Regions from separate parts of the Homo sapiens genome. Here region 2 is linked to region 1. Evidence: chromatin loops called from intact Hi-C (ENCODE). Cell type or tissue: PC-3. All regions are shown on one strand. Links, peaks and the distances in the headings refer to the core of each region. The heading gives the core; the rest is flanking DNA. Region 1 overlaps ATPSCKMT (ATP synthase c subunit lysine N-methyltransferase). Region 2 has its middle 110 kb from the start of ATPSCKMT.

What was found. A loop is a pair of places that touch in the nucleus more often than their neighbours do. Peaks named below come from ENCODE experiments on the same cell type or tissue, not always from the same donor. Only the 100,000 strongest peaks of a DNase experiment are listed, where the experiment ranks them.
Region 2: it touches region 1 in a loop (19-fold over the local background); 6 of 110 quality-filtered maps call a loop at or near these places.

What each region holds. Positions count from the first base shown.
Region 1 is chr5:10,227,220-10,238,312 of GRCh38, reverse strand. ATPSCKMT (ATP synthase c subunit lysine N-methyltransferase) reads left to right here. Exons shown (of 5, transcript NM_199133.4): 3 at 1,698-1,835; 4 at 3,052-3,102; 5 at 10,666-11,093. The coding sequence ends at 10,872. Among named protein-coding and RNA genes, the nearest start is that of ATPSCKMT, 17 kb to the left of the region's middle. In PC-3, for the core only: CTCF peaks have their summits at 4,627 (motif pointing right), 8,265 and 8,465; DNase peaks (open chromatin) are centred at 4,662 and 8,692; H3K27ac peaks cover 1,965 bases.
Region 2 is chr5:10,134,347-10,145,439 of GRCh38, reverse strand. No RefSeq gene overlaps it. Among named protein-coding and RNA genes, the nearest start is that of ATPSCKMT, 110 kb to the left of the region's middle. RefSeq lists an enhancer at 4,817-5,450. In PC-3, for the core only: CTCF peaks have their summits at 4,611 and 4,817 (motif pointing left); a DNase peak (open chromatin) is centred at 4,799.

The sequences.
Region 1 (11,093 bases), core at 1,046-9,045:
GATATTTTTAATTTAATTTTTTTTTTTTACTTATAAAATTGTGTTAAGATACACATACCGTAGTGTTTACCATCTTAACCATGTGCAGGTGTACGGTTCGGGGTGTGAAGCATATTCACGTTGCCGTGCCACCATCACCACCACCCATCTCCAGAACTCTTTTCATCTTGCAAAACTGAAACTCTGCCCCGATTAAATAATAACTTTCTACTCCTCTCCTCCCCTCACCCTCTGGGAGCCACTATTTGTTTCTAAGAAATTTATTAGTGGCCAGGTGTGGTGGCTCATGCCTGTAATCCCAGCACTTTGGGAGGCTGAGGTGGGCAGATCACGAGGTCAGGAGTTCAAGACCAGCCTAACCAACATGGTGAAACCCTTTCTCTACTAAAAATACAAAAATTAGCCAGGCATGATGGTGCACGCGTGTAATCCCAGCTACTCAGGAGGCTGAGGCAGGAGAATCGCTTGAACCTGGGAGGCGGAGGCTGAAGTGAGCCAAGATCACGCCACTGCACTCCAGCCTGGGTGACAGAGCGAGACTCCATCTCAAAAAAAAAAGAAATATATTAGTCTGTTTTCATGCTGCTGATAAAGACATACCTGAGACTGGGCAGTTTACAAAAGAAAGAGGTGATTAGACTTACGGTTTTACACAGCTGGGGAGGCCTCACAATCATGGTGGAAGGTGAAAGACAAGGAGGAGCAAGTCATGTCTTACATTGATGGTGGCAGGCAAGGAGAGAGCTTGCGCAGGGAAACTCCCCCTTATAAAACCATCAGATCTTGTGAGACTTACTCACTGTCATGAGAATAGCATGGGAAAGACCTGCCCCCATTATTCAGTTACCTCCCGCCAGGTCCCTCCCACAACACATGGGAATTCAAGATGAGATATGGGTGGGGACACAGAGCCAAACCATATCAATAAATCAAGGAGAAAGTTTTGAAATTCATATTTGAATGCTTTACGTATTTGAAGAGTATCTGTGGTTTCTGAGAAAATGTTTTCTTGCAGCACTGTAGTACTTGGGAACTATCTTAGGTGGGACAGCTGAGTCAAGGGATGCTCCCTTAAAGAATGGGGCAGGACAGAACAGGCAGAGAGAACCCAGGACTGCCCCACATCCCTCCCACTCTCCGGAGGCCAGTGGGATTCCACAGTTGACGTTATTGGGATTCATTTCATTTTACTTTTACCTGTTTTCAGTTTTGAGTAAACAGTCATTAACTACAAAGGAAATATGTAACTAATTGCAGATTTTTCATTGACAGGTTATTTTTATTGCATATTATTACTTGTTCACAAAACCATCCTCCCAGACACTTTCATTTCACTGCTGCTGTGCTAGCCCACTGATGGAGAGATGCAGTGGATTTTCAGCAATGTTTTGTTCGACCTCCCCGGGGGTTGGCTGACCTAGAATCAATTATGGAGGTGTTCCAAGTGAACCTGAATGTCTATTCTGATACTTGAGGTGAAGTCTTTAACCAATCAAGGAAACTAAGTTGCATGGGTTGACTATTACGTTGTCCACAAAGCTATATCGCTTTAGAGACACATTTTAAAATGATGTCTTAGTCACGGGAGGTGCTTTTTGATTGGATGTTTAAACCATTGATAGGAAATATTCATATTGTTTGACCATGTATGTTCATTTTTTCTTCTTATTTTGAATAAATCCTGCCTCTCTCCACAGGTCATAGCGGCTGCGAAGAAAGGGTTCACAGCAGTTGGTTATGAATTAAACCCATGGCTAGTTTGGTATTCCAGATACCGCGCTTGGCGAGAAGGTGTGCATGGATCTGCCAAATTTTATATTTCAGATTTGTGGAAGGTATGTAAGGCAGAGAATGGCCCTAGAGAAATCCAAGGGAAAATTTTATTATTCAAAATTAGTATGACTGAGAACTGAAAAATGTATTAAAAGAAAAATAATTAAAATCCAAGTGAATATTCTGGCATAATGAAATATGTAAAATTGATACGTTTTACAAATAGTCTCCTTTAGAGAGAAGCTTAAAGTTTTTATATGATAGGTCTTGTGAATTCCAAGAATTTATTTACTAAATTAAAATGTTGTCATTTCTGTTTCTTACAAAATAATGAGATTTTTCATCTCATTTGGAAATCCTATAAATTATTATTGATAAATATTAGACTTTTCCATTTGTGTGCCTGTGTGAGTGTGTGTATGCATATTCGTATATTTAGAGAGACACAGAGATGGTTGCTGGAGAATCGTGCTATCACGGTTATTTCTTATCCTCATAAAGTATAAGATACTTCCAAATTTATTTGTACTCTAAAAACTCTAAAAATGCCCTGTAATTTTGCTTTAGGAATGTTCCATAAAATGCTTTTTCTTAAATAAGAATTTTCCATTGTAATATTGTCATCAGTAGCTTACAAAAATTCACTTGAGTTTTGCTTGCATTGTTTTTTTATGCCATATGTGCATAAACGATCTCTCTATAGAGTAAATAAGACTTATTGGGCAATAAGAATTTTAACTGGCAAAGCACATTTCCCCCCAGTTTTTCAACTAAAGACCATTTTATTGCACTTTTTTACATAGTATTTTAGAGAAGAGGAGGGGGACTCAAATTTTAAGGATGGTTCAACAACAACAAAAAACAGATGGTTCTGAAGTCTCCTGTGTTCTGGTGAAGCTGGTGGTATAGAGTGGACTGGTGCGGGAACACGTGGCCCCGGTGCCACCAGCTGGTCACAGTGGGGTCACAGTGTGGTCACTAGCTGTCTGACGCATGACCACTGGGGCGTGCCCTGGATGGAGTCACCCTGAGGATGAGATGGGATGACTTACAGGGAAGCGTTTGGAAAACTGCAGTGGATTGAATTAAAATGAATGAGAGCATGAACATGTTATTCTTTTCCTTGTGAAATCTTAAGGAGGGCCGCTGTTCTTAGGAGTTCATCAAAACCCACCGTTTGGTAAAATGGAAAACTGCTACCCATTTCTGTAAAACAAGTTAAGCTTCACGTTTGGCTTTTTGCACTTAATCTACTGATTATTTTCCCACCTTGTTCAGGTTACTTTTTCGCAGTACTCGAACGTTGTTATTTTCGGTGTGCCTCAGATGGTGAGTATGCACTTTCCTGCTCTCTGTTTGGGGTTAGATGATGTTGAAGGCCCTTCCAGCCACAACACCACCACTCACCCGTGTGAGGGTGATGGCCTCCCAGAGATTTTAGGGAACACTGGATTTCAGTTCATTGATTTAATAAAATACTTCAGAGTCTTAGAAGTTTAATCATAAAAGATTCAGTCATACTTTTAAACTTTGGCTTCAGATTAAATTCTCAATGATTTCCCTAAGCCTTAAACATTCCAGTTTGGAAACTGCTTTCTGAGGTCCCGTGTCTAATGTAGTTTGCAGTTTTCACAGCCGCTCACTTCCACTTCGCTGAAATCGCTCCGGAAAGTTAATGAGATGTTCCCTCTGAATTGATCATTCCTCCCATTTGGAAGGAAGATAATTTTCTGGGTGGATGAGCATTGAGTAGTTTCAGTTTACCTCAGTTTACTGATTTGCTAGAGGATGGCATATTGAACTTTGATTATGTACTTTCAAAAGTGAAAATGCCACAGTATTGTACTGAAAATGGCCCTCCTTAGCCTTTGGAAGGATGGTCATGGTGGGAAGCTTTTGCTGTATTGCTGGTGCACAGACCATGGAAAGAAATCCCTTTTCACGTTTCAAAGTCTATCATTGTAGCCATAATAAAATTGGCAGAATTGAATGTTTGCTAAAATGCTGTGATATAGCTGATAGGGTTTTAATTTTTTAAAAAGACAATTTACCTTTTTTTATTTTGTTTTTTAATTAATACCCAAATTTTTGTATAAGACATTTCAGTGCTTGAGAAATGTATTTCTACTACTAAGACCTTCAGTATAATGCCATATTCTTTACTTTTAAAATATAATTTAGAAATGCTTTTGTAAAATATTCTTTTTTTTTTGAGCCAGGGTCTTGTTCTGTTGCCCAGGCTGGAGTGCAGTGGCATGATCTCGGCTCACTGCAACTTCTACCTCCCTGGTTCAAGCAATTCTCCTGCATCAGCCTCCTGAGTAGCTGGGACTACAGGCACCTGCCACCACGCCCAGCTAATTTTTATATTTTTAGTAGAGGTGGGGTTTTGCCATGTTGGCCAGGCTGGTCTTGAATTCCTGACCTCCAGTGATTTGCCTGCTTCGGCCTCCCAAAGTGCTAGGATTACAGGTGTGAGCCACTGTGCCCAGTCTTGTAAAATGTTCTTGAAAGTGACAGTATCCTGTACATTTATAATTCTCATTAGGCCTAAAATTAAGACCAAACTTTGGTATTCAGCCTTTTCTTATAGAAGTGAAATGAGGTAGAAGGGCACACTCCCTGGTCATTTTTAAAAAACTGATTGGGATCATAGATTGATACGCAATTTTGATGGTGATTTATTACCTGTGATGTTTGGGCTTTCGTTCTAAAATGGAATTGTTAGCTTTTTGGAGACAAGTAACTTTAATTTGAATCTGTGCTTTATAAAAATAGAATGTTAGCATTTACTGGAAATTCCATGCGTTGTGGAGAGGCAGGATGATGAAATCAGGATTACTTGTCCCAGCGGGGGGCAGCAGTGGCCTTTGGTAGTCATCGTCACTCCAGGACCTGTGGAGCCGACTCCGGGTGCTTCTTACCATGTTTGAAGTAGACTGACTCACTTTATGGAGCTGTTCAATCAGGGGAAATAAGAGTCTTATTATTTATGAATACTTTTGTGATTACTGTCCATTCTTCTGTATGTAGAGAAATCTGAAATAAGGAACATGTACCATTTCACTATTCCCAAGGAGAAAGGGGAGCAGCTGAAGGATACAAAGTGTCCACGTTCCCTGTAATAGAGATTTGGCCAGCTTGCTGTCTTCATGCTGGTGGGTCGGTCAGGGGTGCGGAGGCTGGGATGGCTTCTGTTGGTTTGGAAGGCTAAGTTTTGTGTGTGGAGGCCCCTACTTTCAGCCTTCATCAAGCTGTGTCTCAGTGGAGGCCATGAGGGGAGGGGGCGTGTGCTGTGCCAGTCGACCATCCCAGCCGTGGCTGGGTGACTCCACAAAGCCAGCATGCCATGTGACGTTCCCTGCTGATGCCCAGGTAGATACTCAGAGAGCCAGGGGAGCCTTGGGGAGGCCCAGAGCCAGGAATCTCTGGGGCTGTAAACCCTCACCCCTGCTTCTGATACCAGACTGATGATCCCTAACAGCTCTGTGCGGTTGTAGCTCAAAATCAGAGGTGCCCTAGCATTTCCACACAAGTATGTATCTATCTAAAAAGGAGCAGGAATCCCATCTGGATCTGGTCAAGCCAGTTGTGGGGTTGTGAACATCCATGTTTAACATGAGCTTACGCACTGAGAGCATCTTTTCAAAGTGCAGAGCAGATCAGCCTTGCTCTTGTGTAAAACCCTTCTGTGACTTCTTGCCGTTTTTAGGGATAAGGCCCAAATACTCACTGTGGCCCTGAGGCTGGTGCGCAGGGGCCCCTGCTCCCCTCCAGCCTCCCCTGGGCCATGCTGCCCTCAGCTCTCTGCACCAGCCCTCCGTCCTTCTCTCGGCCCCCTGGACCTCGCCATTGCTGCTCTTCCCAGAGCCTGGGGTGTTTCCTTCCTTCTGACTGTGGTCTCCCTGGCTCTGGACTTCGTCGAACAGCACTGACCACTCATGGGCCAGCTGTCTTTTCCTCTGCAAGGCAGTCCTTGATGACAATGAGGCGAGCTCCAGCGGCCCGCTTTACTCTCATATAGTACCTTGTTGCCCTGTCCTTAGATGGGTTATTGTGCATTTCTTTGTCTGAAGGCTTCGACACTGCTAGCTGTGTGCACTGCACCATCAGCTCAGGGGCAGGGACCAGGCCTTTCTTCTTCTAGCTGGCCCAGGCCTCCAGCACCGCAGCACTGGCACAGGCATCACTCAGTAAACGGTTGTTGAATGAATGAATGTGGTCTAAATATACCCATTATTTATACTTTTCCCAGAAAGCTATCTACTTTCATAACTTCAAAGAATGACCAATTTTAGTTACAAATTCTGTTATGAATTTTTTTTTTCTTTTTTTTGAGACAGAGTCTCACTCTGTTGCCCAGACTGCAGTGCAGTAGAGCGTGATCTTGGCTCACTGCAGCCCCAGCCTCCTGGGTTCAAGCGATCACCTGTCTCAGCCTGCCAAGTCGCTGGGAATACAGGCGTGTGCCACCATGTCCGGCTGATGGTTTTAGTTTTCGCAGGGACAGAGTCTCACTATGTTGCCCAGGCTGGTCTCAAACTCCTGGGCTCAAGCAGTCCTCCGGCTGCAGACTCCCAAAGTGTTGGGATTACAGGTGTGAGCCACCATGCTTGGCTTTTATGAACTGATGAACAAAAATATTATCATTATGTTCTAGTGAAGAAAAATAACTCGTAGCTGAATCACTTTTTCTTCCTTCTTTCCTTCATTCATTTGACAAGTGTGGCCACTATAGCAAGCCCTGTTCTAATCGCTTGGAATACTTCAGTGAGTACAAGAGAAAACACACCTGCCCCAGGTGCTCATATGCTAGTGGGGAGAGCAGATATTACATGAGATGCCTGTAGAAGATGCATCATACAGCAGAAGCAAAAGTGCTGTGGAGCAAAGCAAAGCAAGGGCGGGGTGGGGCAGGGACAGGATCCCTGCAAAGGTGACCTCTGAGGTTAGGGAGGGGGCGTGCAGGGAAGAGCGCCTCGGGCAGGGTGGGGGGCAGTGCAGCAAGCAGGCAGGTGTGGCATGAGTGTGCGTGGGGAGGTCAGAGAGGAAGCAGGATGGGAAGGACACCAGCCCTTGGAAGGGCAGGAGCCTTGGGTGAGCAGAGAGGAATGCAGGGCTGGCTGGGCTTGAGAAGGGTCACAGGCTGCCATGTGGAGGCAGGGGTGGGTACAAGCTGGGAGACAGGTTATAAGCTCTTGCAGGTGTCCAGGCCACGGAGTAGCTGGTGAGAAGCATCAAATTCTGTGTGCATTGTGAAGATAAAATCCACAGGACTAGCTGGCAGATCTAACGTTGGGGAGAGAGACAAAGGTGGGGTCACAGGCAGCCCCAGCGTGTTGGCCCAAGTTACTGGAAGTTTGGAGTTGCCTTGGGAAGTGGAAGCTTGTGTCTAGCACCTTAGACCACCGGGCCATCCTGCCACACGCTTGGAGTTGCTTTGAACTATGCTGGGGAAGGTGCAGGCGGAGCTGGCTGGGAAAGTCAGCATGGGCATGTGAAGTTTGGGTGTACATGACATCAGGCTGGCAGTGGTGGGTGAGAAGGAGTCTGGGGTTCGGGCCAGAGGGTGGGCTGGAGATGTAGGTTTGTTGGGCATCCGCACAGATGGAGCCTGGGAGTAGCTGAGACTCCATGGGGAGCACGAGGATGAGCTGTTGAAGGCATGAGCTCTGGACCCTGGCATTAGAGGTCTAGGAAATTAGGGGCAACCAGTAGGACTTGAGAGGGGAGCCTGGGGAGGAGGAAGTGCCAGGAGTGAGTTACACTGGCGGCCCAGTGAAACCGGGGTTCCTGGGGGGCGGGATGTGTGTGTGTGGCAGGGCTGGGTTATCTTATACCTTTCAGAACTATGTTTAAAGTTTTGTAGATGTAATTAGAATAGGATGAGTTCATGCCACTTTGAAACCTATAATTGTATGAATAATTTTGAATTCCTTTACGCAGACATGACACATCACGGCTTCTCTTTGCGTATGATATCAAGCACCAGATTCATTGCATATTTATGTGTAATTTAGTCAGTTAATTTCTTATGATGGAAATAGCTCCTTTCATTTTTAGGTTTATCTTGACTTAGCATATGACAATCATTTGGAAATAAAAGAAACTATAAAAGAGAAAAGAATAATAGCATCATGAATAAGTTTATAATTATCCTTTTTATGAACAAAATTACCATAAGAAATCTCTGATATTTTGGAAAAACACATATTGTTTCATTCTTTGCTTATTTAATTTTTCCCTCAAGGAACAAAACTTTTTTTTTTTAATCTATACTGGCTGTTAAAAGAATAGAAATTCCTCCATCCTTAATAGAATTTATTCTGTGTTATCTTCGCATTGATTCTAATGAAGAATTAGAATTTAGTTCATTCCAGCTGTAGGTCATGTAGAAGTTTTTCTGAGCACTTGGTTATAAGATATAGGCCAGGAATAAAACCATCATAGAAGCCCTATCAATTTCATCTTGGTTACTTTTTAGAGGAATAATTTTTGCTTAGATCTTGTTTTCTAAATATCACTTCTCACTAAGAGGAACCAGGAATCTTTGAGAAAAAGGCTGAATCAGGACTGTGGAAGGGAAGATACAAAAGCCAGGAACATTTTGTTAAGCCTGAATGTAAGGAGTGCTCACAGTATTTGATAACAGCATGTCCAAAGGACAGAGAAGCCAGCGGCAAGAGCCTCCCAGTGGCCAAATTAGGAGAATTCGAGCATTCGAATACACAAGGACAGTAATGGATTATAACCCATCAAATGAAATAAGAATATAGGTGTTTGTCCTTATAGCAGATCGGTAGATAAGGAGACAGAGAGAGGCAGAGCAGGTGAGGGGAAAGCTGTTCCTTACGGTAGAGTGCCAACTGTACATCTAGAAGAAAGGACAGAATTAGCAGATTGATTCAGGCCAGAATCATCCGTGAGTGCTATTTCAAGTGTAGGGACTCTCTGATGAGTAACAGGATTTACATCATCCCAAAGCATCTCCCCACAAACTACTCATTATAAAAGCAAAAATAGCAACTGCACAATGGAGACACCGGATCCCACCTTCACTGTGTGGTTACTGCCATCATCAAGAGCAGAAGGGCCTCCTGGGTGTCTGTGGAGCCCTGGTAAGTTCACAGCTTCACAGGTGGGGTGTTGCCAAAGACCACACACCGCACTGCTCATGAGCACACATCAGAGGACCCACCGCCAGGGCCACTCGGTCCGATAACTGAAGAATGTTATTGTCACGAAAACCAAAGAAAGACTGAGCAACTGTTTTCCGTCTAAGGAGACCAAAGGAATGTTATGGCTAAATGCAAAAATGGTCCTGGACTGGATCATACCCTTGGGAAATGTTATACAGAACATTATTGGGGCAATGACAGAATCGCAGTGTTATTTGGAATTATTATATTGGAATACAATGTTAAATTTCCTGAATATAACTGTGCTGGGATTATGTATGAAAATATTTTTCTTAGAAAATACACACTGAAGTATTAAGGAAGTAAAGGAGCATATTGTATGCAACCTTTTCTGCAATGGTTTAGGAAAAAAATGTTCAAAGAGAGGAAGAGAACAAATGTGACAAAATGTTGAAAATCGGTAAACCTGTAGGCCAGCTGCAGTGGCTCACGCCTGTAGTCCCAACACTTTGAGAGGCTGAGGTGGGCAGATGGCTTGAGCTCATGAGTTCAGGACCAGCCCGGGCAACATGGTAAAACCCCATCTCTACAAAATTAGGAGGTTGAGGTGGGAGGATGATTTGAGTCTAGGAGGCGGAGGTTGCATTGAGCCAAGATCACACCAATGCAGTCCAGCCTGGGCGATAAATCTTGTCTCAAAAAAAAAAAAATTATTTGAACCTGGGTATAGGTATACAGGAGTTCTTTGTTCTGTTATTGCAACTTTTCTGGAAGTTTGAAATTATCCCAAAATAGCAAGTTAAAAGAAGAAAGTAGAAAAAAATTATTTTTAGGATGTGAAGGTGGTGAAGGTGGTAATATATTTTTAGGATCTGCAGATAAGTTTTTAAGTAGTTGTTAATTTGCTGATGTAATTAAAATATCAATACTTCTAGCAAATAATAAAAACTCTTTATTGGTAGATTGATAATAAAATGGTACAACGGTGGTATAAGTTAGGCTATCAAGAAATTCATTATCAGTATATTATGGATACATTTTTAAAAATTATGAAATATTTCATGATATTTCCAGTTGGTAGAATTGTGCATATTTTTTCATAGTCTAACTATACCACATTTCATTGACTGTAGATCTTGATTTTAGGATGCACCATTGCTATTGAGAAACAAAAAAATTGCTAATTATAATTCTAAGACAATTAGTGTTGTGTGATGTGTCCTGATTTCAGAGATGTTAAAAATGTGCAAAAATGTGGCTGGGCGCAGTGGCTCACGCCTGTCATCCCAGCACTTTGGGAGGCCGAGGTGGGCAGATTGCTTGAGCCCAGGAGTTTGAGACCAGCCTGGGCAACATAACAAGACCCCTCTCTCTTAAAAAATGGTGGAAAAATAATGTCTTAAATATATGAGACTAGGTATATTGAAGTGTTGAAGTGCGTTATTTAAAACTGCTTCTTATTAAAATTACTGCCACATCCTGATTTTATTTAGAAAACTATAAATCTATGATAGACATCTGCTAAAAATGGCATATTTTATAATTAATACTAGAAGGTGTTCTTACAACTGCTGTCAGTGTATCTTCTGTATTTCAATGGATTGTTTGTTTATGTGTTTGTGTCCCAGAGTGCTCTTTTTAACAAGTAGTAATTTTTGCTCAGGTATTTTCAGGGACTCTTAAAAACAGGAAATTTTGGGATCATTTCCTCTGACTCACTGCTCACTAAAATAATAGCTGTTACTCTCCACAGATGCTGCAGTTGGAGAAGAAACTTGAACGTGAACTTGAGGATGATGCACGAGTTATTGCTTGCCGGTTCCCTTTCCCACATTGGACTCCAGACCACGTCACGGGGGAGGGGATAGACACAGTGTGGGCATATGATGCAAGCACTTTTAGAGGCCGTGAAAAGAGGCCCTGTACATCGATGCATTTCCAGCTGCCCATTCAAGCATAAACTTGACTGGGAGTGTTTTTCTGAAATATTGTAGTCTTCCCTGATCTTGTAGAGACTTACAGCTGTGTCCTTAGCAAAGGAGCATAATTGTCTTTGGTTTGGAATGAGAAATTACTATTACTTTCCTTAACTGTTGGAGAAAACAAACGAAGAAAAACAGGTAGATTTAAAATCTGCTTTTGATGCTATTTTCTTAAAAATTGTACTTACTGCCTTTCCAT
Region 2 (11,093 bases), core at 1,779-9,778, 94 kb after region 1:
TGATGGAGTTTGAGTTTGGGAATTGCCCTGCTGTTATACAAAGTTTTGCTTAGTGTCGTAGAAATGAGTCTGGCTTTGTTTTCCAATAGACCTAGGTTCAAGCCCTAATGTTGCCACTGATTAGCTGGGTGATCTTAGTCTTTAAGACTAAATCTCTATTTTCTCCTCTATAAAGTAATAATAATAATAATAACGGCAATCTCCCATATTTATTATGAGAATTAAGGGGCCATGATATGTGCAGAGTGCTGAGACTGCTGCTTGACACACGCAGAGCACCCAGTGAATGCTCCCAAGACCCTCAGGGCTGCAGGTTGCAGTGGTTATGGGTATGGGCCTGAATCCTACCTCTGTCTCATTGTGTAATCCTTGGAAAATTATATGTGGATTCTTCTTGGGGACTTGATTTACTCATTTGTAAAATGAGGACAGTGTTTTCCACATAAAGGTGCTGTGAGGTTGAGATTAGAGAATGAGAACACCGTCTGGTACAGAGTAAACACTCAGTGTCGTGGCTTGAACCGTGCCCCCACCCAGAAGATATGTCCACCGTCTTAGTCCATTTTCTGTTGCTGTAACTGAATAATGGAGACTGGGTAGTTTATAAAGAAAATAAATTTATTTCTTATAGTTACGGAGGCTGGGAAGTCCAAATCAGGTGGCTGCATCTGGTTGGCTTCTGGAGAGGGCCTTGGGCTGTGTCATAACATGGTGAAGGCATCACAGGGCAAGAGAGGCTCACTGAGAGCCAAACTGGCTTTTTAACAGGTTCACTCCAGTGATAACCCATTAATTCATTAACCCGTTAATGACTTGGAGCAGAGCCCTCATGATCCAATTACTTCTTTTTTTTAAATTTTATTATTATTATACTTTAAGTTTTAAGGTACATGTGCACAACGTGCAGGTTTGTTACATATGTGTACATGTACCATGTTGGTGTTACTTCTTAAAGGCCTCTCATTTTAACAATATTACATTGGGGATTAAGTTTCAACACGAGTTTTGGAGGGGGCAAACATTCAAACCATAGTATCAATGTTGCAACTTTTGGAACCTGCGAATGTGACCTAATTTGGAGAAAGGGTCTTCATAGATGTAATCAATTTAAAGATCTTGAGATGAGATCATCCTGGATTATCCAGATAGGCCCTAAGTCCAATGGCAGGCGGACTTAGAAGAGAAGACACAGACATAGACAAGAGGGCCATGTGGAGATGGAGGCAGAGATTGGGGTGATGCAGGGAGAAGCCAAGAAATACCAGGAGCTACCAGAAACTGGAAGAGGGAAGGAAGGTGTTTCCCTTAGAGCTTTTGGAGGAAGTACAGCCATCTCTACACCTTGATTTTGGACTTCTGGCCTTGAGAACTGTGGGAAACGAAATTTCTGTTTTTAAGCCACCCTTTGCTGTAATTTGTTACAGCAGCCCTAGGAAGCTGATCTACTTGGTAAATACTATCTTCTTGTCGTTATTGAAGAAATTCTCTCATGGTTACTGGAGGAGGTAAGCAGCTGTGGCTTTGGGAAGACTGGAGGTACTGAGATGGGTGGGCAGTGTTTTTGAAGTAGACTAGGGCAGGAGTTGGCAAACATTTTTCAATAAAAGGCCATTTAGTAAGTGGTTGTTTCAAGTCTGCTTTTGTAGCACGAAAGCCCAAAGGCAGCCTCAGACAATACTTAAATGACAAGATGATGGATTTGGCCTGCCCTTGGGCAGGAGTTTGCTGACCCTCAGTCCGGGGCAGCACAATTCCAGGTAGTTCACGGGCTATGCCAGTCCAAGAACTCTTTGTTACTTTCTGTGGTGAGATAAGTGCTGAAATGGAGAGTGTTTAGAAACTTTTGTAGCAACTTGATAGAGTAATTTTATATCCGTTGAAGCTAAGGGCAAAATATTTACCTGCATATGTACATTTTATGATATTTGTACATAATTATGGTGTACATGTGATATTTTGATATATGCACACAATGTGTAATGATCAAATTGGGGTATTTAGGATATTCATCACCTTGAACATGTATCATTTCTTTGTGTTGGGAACATTTCAAATCTTCTAGCTATTTTGAAATATACAATAGATTATTGTTAACTGTAGTCAATCAACTGTGCTATTGAACACGAGAACTGTATATGTATTACGGTTCTCTAGAGCGACAGATCTAACAGGATATATATATATATAGACTCATATATATATCATATATATGATATATATATAAACTCATATATATCATATATATGATATATATATAAACTCATATATATATCATATATATGATATATGTATAAACTCATATATATATCATATATATGATATATATATATATATGAGTTTATTAAGTATTAACTTACACCATCACAAGTTCCCACAATAGGCTGTCTGCAAGCTTAAGGAGATAGGAGAGCCAGTCCGAGTCTCAAAACTGAAGAACTTGGAGTTCGATGTTTGAGGACAGGAAGCATCCAGCACAGGAGAAAAATGTAGGCTGGGAGGCTAAGCTAGTCTCTCCTTTTCCCGTTTTTCTGCCTGCTTTATATTCGATGGCTGCGATTAGATGGTGCCCAGCAGACTAAGGGTGGATCTCCCTTCCTCAGACCACTGACTCAAATGTTAATCTCTTTTGGCAACACCCTCAGAGACACACCCAGGATCAATACTTTGTATCCTTCAATCCAATCAAGTTGACACTCAGTATTAACCATCACAGTATGTTTGTATCCATTAACCAACCTATCTTCCTCCCCGTGTTTCCCCACCCTCTGGTAAATATCATTCTACTCTCTGCCTCCCTAAGATCCACTTTTTTTAGCTTCCACATTGTATTAGTCCATTCGCACACTACTATGAAGAACTTCCTGAGACTGGGTAATTTATAAAAGAAAGAGGTTTCATTGACTCACAGTTCCACATGGCTTGGGGGGCCTCAGGAAACTTACAATCATGGTGGAAGGTGAAGGGGAAGCAAGGACCTTCTTCACATGGTGGCAGGAGAGAGAAACGTGTGTGAGAGTGCAGGAGAAACTACCATTTGTAAAACCATCAGAGCTCATGAGAATTCACTCAGTATCACAAGAATGGCATGGGGAAAACTGTCCCCTAATTCAATCACTTCCCATCAGGTTCCTCCCTTAACACCTGGGGTATTGCAATTCAAGATGATATTTGGTTGGGGACACACAGCTAAACCACATCACACATATAAATGAGAACATGTGATATTTGTCTTTCTGTGCCTGACTTATTTCACTTAACATAATGATCCCCAGTTCCATCCATGTTGCTACAAATGACAGGATTTTATTCTTTTTAATGGCTGAATAGTATTTCATTGTGTATACATCACATTTTCTTTATCCATTCATTTGCTGGTGGACATGCAGGTTGATTGCACATCTTGACTATTGTGAATAGTGCTGCAATAAACATTGGGGTCAGGTATCCTATCCTTTAGATATACTGATTGCCTTTCCTTTGGATAAATCCCCAGTAGTGGAATTACTGAATGGTATAGTAGTTCTATTTTCAGTTCTTAAAAATATTTTCGTTTTAAAAAGTGTATATTTTCATGGGGTACAAGTGCAGTTTTGCTACATTAATATATTGCACTGTGGCAGGTCAGGGAGCTTCACTGCGTCCGTCATTGGATATTTTAGTTTCTTGAGAAACCTCCACACTGTTTTCCACGATGGTACTAATTTACACTCCCACCAACCGTGTTTCAGAGTCCCTTTTCTCTGCATCTTTATCAGCATTTTAAATATTTTGTCTTTTTGATAACAGCCATTCTAACTGGGGTAAGATGATATCTCATTGTGGTTTTGATTTGTATTTTCCTGATGATTAGCGATATTTGGCATCTTTTCATATACCGGTTGCCGTTTTTATCTTTCTTCTGAGAAACATTTATTCAGATCCTTTGCCCACCTGTTAATGGGATTATTGGGTTTTGTTTTGCCATTGAATTGTTTGAATTGCTTGTGTATTCTGGAAATCAGCCTCTTGTTGGATAAATAGTTTGCAAATATTTTCTCCCATTCAATAAGTTGTCTCTTTACTCTGTTGAGGCGTATGTTTTGTATGTCTTTTTGCCTTTCACTATTCTAAAAATTATTTTAAATTTTATACAAGTGACAGTCTGTGGTAGATTAGAAAGCAAAACCTGGTCTTTGCCCACAGGGAGTTTGAGAAGCTTTGGCGTGTACAGGACCCTCTCTGTCCTTGCAAGAAGGTGTTGCTTACCCACAGGGAGCCATGAAAAACCAGGGAGCCTGGCAGGACCCAGCCCCTTGGACAGCCCAGGAGGTGAGAAGGATGTTCTCTGCAATGCTTCTGGCCTGGGGGCTTGAGGTGGCCTGGTTTGGACTGGACATCGAGGCGCTGTACAAGAAGCCTGGCTGAGGCTGGTCGTGCACACCAACGGGGTGTGTTGTTGACCTGAATCCACCATGCAAAGCAGGGCAGATGTTTGGCTGTTGACCAGCCCAGGGCTCCTTGAACCTGAAGGGTGGGGCCTGGTGGTGTATTTGGGAGGCTTGGGTCTCCTTGCCTGGCTGCTGTTGGCCCCCTTCCAGGCCTTCCCTGCACACATGGGAGGAGGCTGTGGGAGGCTCTGTGGAATCCGTGCTGCCCTGTGCTTCAGCTGTTTGTTCTAGTCTCCTTCACAGACAGTGGCTCCCCAGCTCAGGGACACTGCATGCCTGATCATCCTGGGGGCTGGGCCTGTGCCTGGCTCACAGCAGGTGCTCAATACATGTTTACTGAGGAACAACTGGACACATGGATCTTTTCCTTTCAGGTCATGTGCCCTCTGGTGGTGTGTAGGGCAAGGAGTCCTGCGGAAGGCAGGACCTCTGAGATGCCCTGAACACTGGGCCCCAGGGCCAGGGCACACAGGGCAGACCTGCTGCTGTGCACAGGGGAGGCTGCCAGGCCCTGGGGGCACCACATACCCATCATCTTTGTCCTGCATGGGCTTGGGGCTGGAAGTGCCCCTCAGAGAGAAGACAGGGACTCAGGGCTCACTGGACAGAGAGTGCAGGCATGCATAGAGTGACCTTCCCGTAGGGCCAGGGGTCAGGGGAGGCTGTGTGGCATGGTCACTGCCTTTGTCTGCTTGAGCTTCTGTCTCTGACTGAGTGGCCTAAACAATAAACACCTATCTCACAGCTCTGCAGGCTGGAAGTTCGAGATCAGGGTGCCAGCAGGGCTGGGGCCCTCTTCCTGGCTGCAGATCGCTGCCTTCTGACTGTGTCCTCACATGGTGGAAGGAGACTGAGAGAGCTTTCCGGGATCCCTTCTATAAGGGCACTAATCTCAATCATGAGGAGTCCACCTGCATGACCTAATCACCTCCCCACAGCCTACCCCCAAATACCATCACCTTGGGGGCAAGGAGTTCAACACGTGAGTTTTGAGGGGACACAAGCATTCCATCCATAGCAGCTGTCTAGAGGAACCAGCTTAGCCAACCAACTTTCATAATTTACTGGGGAATGCTCACACTTCAACAAAGCAAATGTTCTGAGAGAGAAGGGCCTAAACAAGGCTAGACTGTATCTGTCTATCTATCTATCTATCTATCTATCTATCTATCTATCTATCTATCTATCATCTATCTATTTATTGTAGAGATGGGGGTCTCACTATGTTGCCCAGGCTAGTCTCCAACTCCTGACCTTAAGCCATCCTCCCACCTTGGCCTCCCAAAGTGTTGGGATTACAGGTGGGAGCCCACCACTTCTGGCCCAAGGCTAGAATTTTGAAGAGTTATAAATTCTAGAGGGAAGATGAGCTGTGCTGGCTTTTAGGACAGCTGAGTGACTGCTCGCTCCCTGCGGATTTCCCGCACAGAATCAGCTGATCTGGTTCCCCAGGGACCCTTCCTTCCTCCCTCTGCTCTCCACCCAAGTTCCCTCTACATCTCCCCAAGGGGCTCCTCCCCGTTTTAGGCCAAGATCTGCAGGTCCTTTTGAGAAAAGGTCATAACCAGGTGCCATGAAGCCTGAAGCCTGGGAGAGAGGCGTCTCTGAGGGCCGGGAAGCAAGGTGCCCTCCTCACTAGCAGCCCAGGGACTCGGGCTGAATCATAAAGGGCACAGCCTAGGACCTGGGGGGAGTGGGGGCAGTCTTGAGTTTGTGATTTCAAGTAAAACCAGGAGGAGGGTTCAGGTCAGGGGCGGGGGGCTGGAGAGAGGTCCCATCGGACCTGGAAGATGGATCGCTGTGGCACATTCAGAGCAAAACAGAATATGAGGTTGGGCGATTCGTGGGCGGCGAACGTGGTGTCTGTATCAAACACTCCTGAAGCCAGTGTGTCTAATCACCTTATAGGGTTTTCATGCCAGCAGCTCTGAATTTGCGGGTGCCGGATCACCTGCCCACAGACGTGGAAACTGGGACACAGTGATTTAAACTCCACCTGAGGATGTGATCCAGGAGAGTGTGGAGCAAGGAGGTCTTTCTGTCTAGTTTATGGCTTCCCTCGCTGAGTGGCGCTGCCTCTGCCCTTGGCCTTGCTGAGATTTTATAGCTGGCACTCATTTGGGTCAGGCAGATCCTCCTAGGAGCCATCGGAGAGAGGAAGCCAGCCCCAGTTCTGTGCGTGCTGGAGGGCTTTCTGCTTGCCTGGTCGTAAGCAAGAATCCAGTAAATAAATAGTTCAGTTCCTGCCAAAATTGCCTATGCTGGAATTTGTGCCTTGGAAAGAAACATGAATAATGACTAGGACAGAGCATTTCTCTATTTGAACCCGGATAATTTTAACGGCGATAGCAGAAATGCGAGAAAGCCCCAGCGCCGTGTATTCTCTGTGTTATAAATTCCTTTTCTCCCTAGCATCGCGGCCTTATCTGGAGCCTCTCTTGGCTGCGCTCTCTTCTTTCACTTCTGTCTTCTTTATTCACTGTGTTCCTTCTTTTCTCAGATTTTACTAGCTCAGCAGCTGCAGCTGAAATGTGCCAAGAATGCTTGCCCTGGGTGGCAAAGCAACACCGCAGGCTGGCAGCGCTGTTTACCTTCGTGGGCCCACTTTCTCAGAGCACACTGTCCCCTCTGACCCTTTCAGAACCTACTCTGCCACAGCTTGTTTTATTTTTTTATTTTTATTTATTTATTTTTTTGAGATGGAGTCTCGCTCTGTCGCCCAGGCTGGAGTGCAGTGGCGCAATCTCGGTTCACTGCAAGCTGCGCCTCCCAGGTTCACGCCATTCTCCTGCCTCAGCCTCCCGAGTAGCTGGTACTACAGGCGCCCGCCACCACGCCCGGCTAATTTTTTGTATTTTTTTAAGTAGAGATGGGGTTTCACCGTGTTAGCCAGGATGGTCTCGATCTCCTGACCTCGTGATCCGCCCGCCTTGGCCTCCCAAAGTGCTGAGATTACAGGCGTGAGCCACTGCGCCCGGCTGTTTTATTTGTAAAAGTCAGTGGATGACAAAACAATTTCAGATGACAGGGTCCACTTGGCTTTCCTTCCCTCTCCTTAGAACCGAGCACCTTCCACAGCTTTTACCCCGGACACGTGTTTTTTGGCGCATCTGCAGAATCCCTCAAAACTTAATTATTTATAACAAAACAAAAAACAAAAAAACAGCGTAACAAGATGCATTTTCAAATAGTGAGTTCATCTGAAGCACCTTCTCGAGCAAGAGGTTTTGTTCCAGAGGCTGTGGGAATAATGGTAGTTCTGGCAAAATGGAAATGTGACTGGCCACTCACACAGTCCTAAGATCTCCTGCTTAAAAGAAGTGTGATAATGTGCGCTTGGGGAGAGTGACCGCATTCTTCTTACAATACAGTCCTACCCTGGAAATTGTGACTGAACCAGAAAACACCCCAGGCCGTGGCTTCCGCTGGTCAGATTTAGGGAAGATATGAGGAAAGGAAACCTAGAGAAATCAGGGGGAAGAGAGAAAATATGTTATAATGGCTAAATAAGCCCAAACTTATCAGTTGTGACAACGTAAACAATGAAATAAAAATCAGGATGAAACATAATGACTCAGAAAGTTTTAAAATTAATAAAAGAGAAGAACGTAGCAATATTCCAACAGATAAATTAGATCTCAAGATGAAAAGTATTAAGGACAGAGACAGCCATTTCATATTAATACAAGTGAAAATGCACGAAGGAGATATAATAGTTTTGACGTTGTATGCACCTAATACAATACCTTTGAAATACAGCCATTCCTTTGAATTACAAGGAGAAATTGACAATCCTGGAGAGATTTTGACACATCTTTCCTGTAGCGGGCTGAATGGTGGCTCCAAAGACATGTCCCCATCCTAATCCTTGGAATCTGTAAATATTACCTTATTTGTAAAAAGGGTCTTTGCAGATGTAATTAATTTAAGAACACTGAGATGAGATCATCCTAGATTATCCAGGTGGTTCCTAAATGTCATTGCAAGTATCTTTTTAAGAGAGAGGCAGAGAATTGACACAGAGGGGGAGGCCATGGGAAGGGGAAGGTAGACATTGTAATAAGTTGGCACAAGTCACGGAGTGTCCAGGAAGGTGGGCAGCCACCAGAAGCTAAGGTGGCCAGGGACAGACTCCCTTAGAGCCCCTAGAAGGACCACCACCCTGATGACACCTTGATTTTGGATTTCTGGCCTCCAGAACTTGGACAGAACAAATTTCTGCTGTTTTAAACCACCGAGTCTGTGATAATTTGTTACCGCGGCCACAAGAAATGAGTTCTCAAAAGCTACCATAGCAAGTAGAATAATAATTAATAAGAAAATAAAGGATTTGAAGAATTTAATTAACTCTACATCCAAGTGAGTATACTCATTAGTTTTAAGTACATGGGGAAATTTATAAAAAATTAACTATGTACTAAGCAACAAAGAAAAATCCACAATTTTCAAAGGCTGAAGTCATCAAGTCCTTTTTCCAATGGGGACCGGGGAGTAAAAATAGTAACCGACAACATAAAGATAGACAGGATATCCCCGCATAACATCTGGAGGTTAAAAAAAAACCTTCTAAATAATTCACGTTTTAAAGAGGAAATCATAATGGAGTACAGTACTTAAAACCGAATGACTGTAAAAGTTCTGCACATAAAAAGTTATGGGATAAAGCCACAGTGGTACTCAGAGGGGAATTTAGATCCAGAAGTGCATTTATTAGAAAACAAGAAAGATTAAAAATAAATGAGCTAAGCTTTCAACTTAAGAAACTATAAAAAAGAATAACAAAAATCTAAAGAAAGTAGAATGAAGAAGAAAACTAATATACAAGCAGGAATTAATGAAACAGAAGGCCAGAAATTCCAGTCATCAACATAACCAAAAGCAAGTTCTTTGACACAATTAACACAATAGACAAATTTTTGACAGGTATAATCAATAAAAAGGAGAGAAGACATAAATATCATGAGTAAACAAAAAAGGATTTATAACTACGGATACTATCAACCTTCAAAAATTATAAAAGAATTGAATATTTTTATACCAATACACTAAGAATGACTGATGTTGAAAACTTTCTAAGATAATATATATAAACAAATTGATCCAAGAGCAAGTAGAAAACCTGGATAGAGACACAATCATTAGATAAATGGAAATGATAGACAAAGATCAATAACCAAAGAGGCAACAAATCCGTAGAGTTTAAAAGATGATTTTTATAAAGTATTTAAGGAACAAATAACCTAAATCCCCTGAAACTATTCTAGAGTTTAGAAAAAGATGGAAAGCTGACCAACTCCTTTTGTGAAGTTAGTAAAAACACTATTATCAAAATAAGATAAGGAAAGCATAAGAAAAAAAAACACACACAAAGGATCATTATACTTGTACATGTAAAAACCACAAAGAAAATATTAGTAAATTGAATCCTATAATTTATTAATAATATAATATAACTCGAGCCACTAGGGTTGGTTCAACAACAACAAAAAATGGACAAATTGTCAATTTGTCAATGCTTTACTAAATTAGTGGGGAAAAAAATCCCCATAATTTTCACAGTAGATCCTGCCATTTGTCCAGCTCCCATAAACATTCATTCATGACACAAACACCTAGAAAACTGAATAAAGGAGAACTCCCTGAACTATTAAAGGATGTAAACCAGGAAACTGTAGGAACCACCATGCCTAGCGGTGCCACAAAATTAAAGTCAAATCACATCTCCCATATCACAGCTTAGCCCAAATTCAAGAAAAGAAATACAAATTGGAAAGGAAGAAACAAAACTCTTGTTATTTTCCGAGGCCATAATTGCTCAGTTTGGAAAATCCGAAGAATAACCTGACAAATGATTAAAACCAATTAATTAGTTTAGCGGGAGTGCTGAATGTGAGTTGGACATATAAAGATTGGCAACTTTTCTTCCTTCAGCAAAAACCAATTAGAAATTTCAATAGGAAAAATGATCCTATTAATACTAACAAATGCATAATACTAACAATACATAATACTAACACAATACATAATACTAACAAAATCTTTTGGGTATTGGAGACTACACCTTTGGCAACCATGCCAAAGGCCTAGCCATCCTCTTTTTTTTTTAACTTTTTTTTTTTTTTTTTTTTTTTTGAGATGGAATCTTGCTCTGTCGCCCAGGCTGGAGTGCAGTGGCGTGATCTCGGCTCACTGCAAGCTCTGCCTCCTGGGTTCACGCCGTTCTCCTGCCTCAGCTTCCTGAGTAGCTGGGACTACAGGCGCCTGCCACCACGCCCGGCTAATTTTTTTTTTTTGTATTTTTAGTAGAGATGGAGTTTCACTGTGTCAGCCAGGGTGGTCTCGATCTCCTGACCTCGTGATCTGCCCACCTCGGCCTCCCAAAGTGCTGGGATTACAGGCTTGAGCCACTGCACCCGGCCTTAACTTTTTTTTTTTTTTTTTTACTAAAAAATCCCCTTAAGCTTTGCTTGGCTTGTCAATATATTCACCAAAGATAAAGGATCTCTCAGCATCTTTGCAGGTGGTGTTAGCCGTGTGATGGTCTGCTCAATGATATGTAAGTAGAATTCCTGCAGGAGGGGGCTCCTCATCAGATAAGAAGACAGCACTTGGTAAGAAGCTGCTGTTGGCTCTTCCACCTTCTTCCTGCCTGGAATACAGACAAGA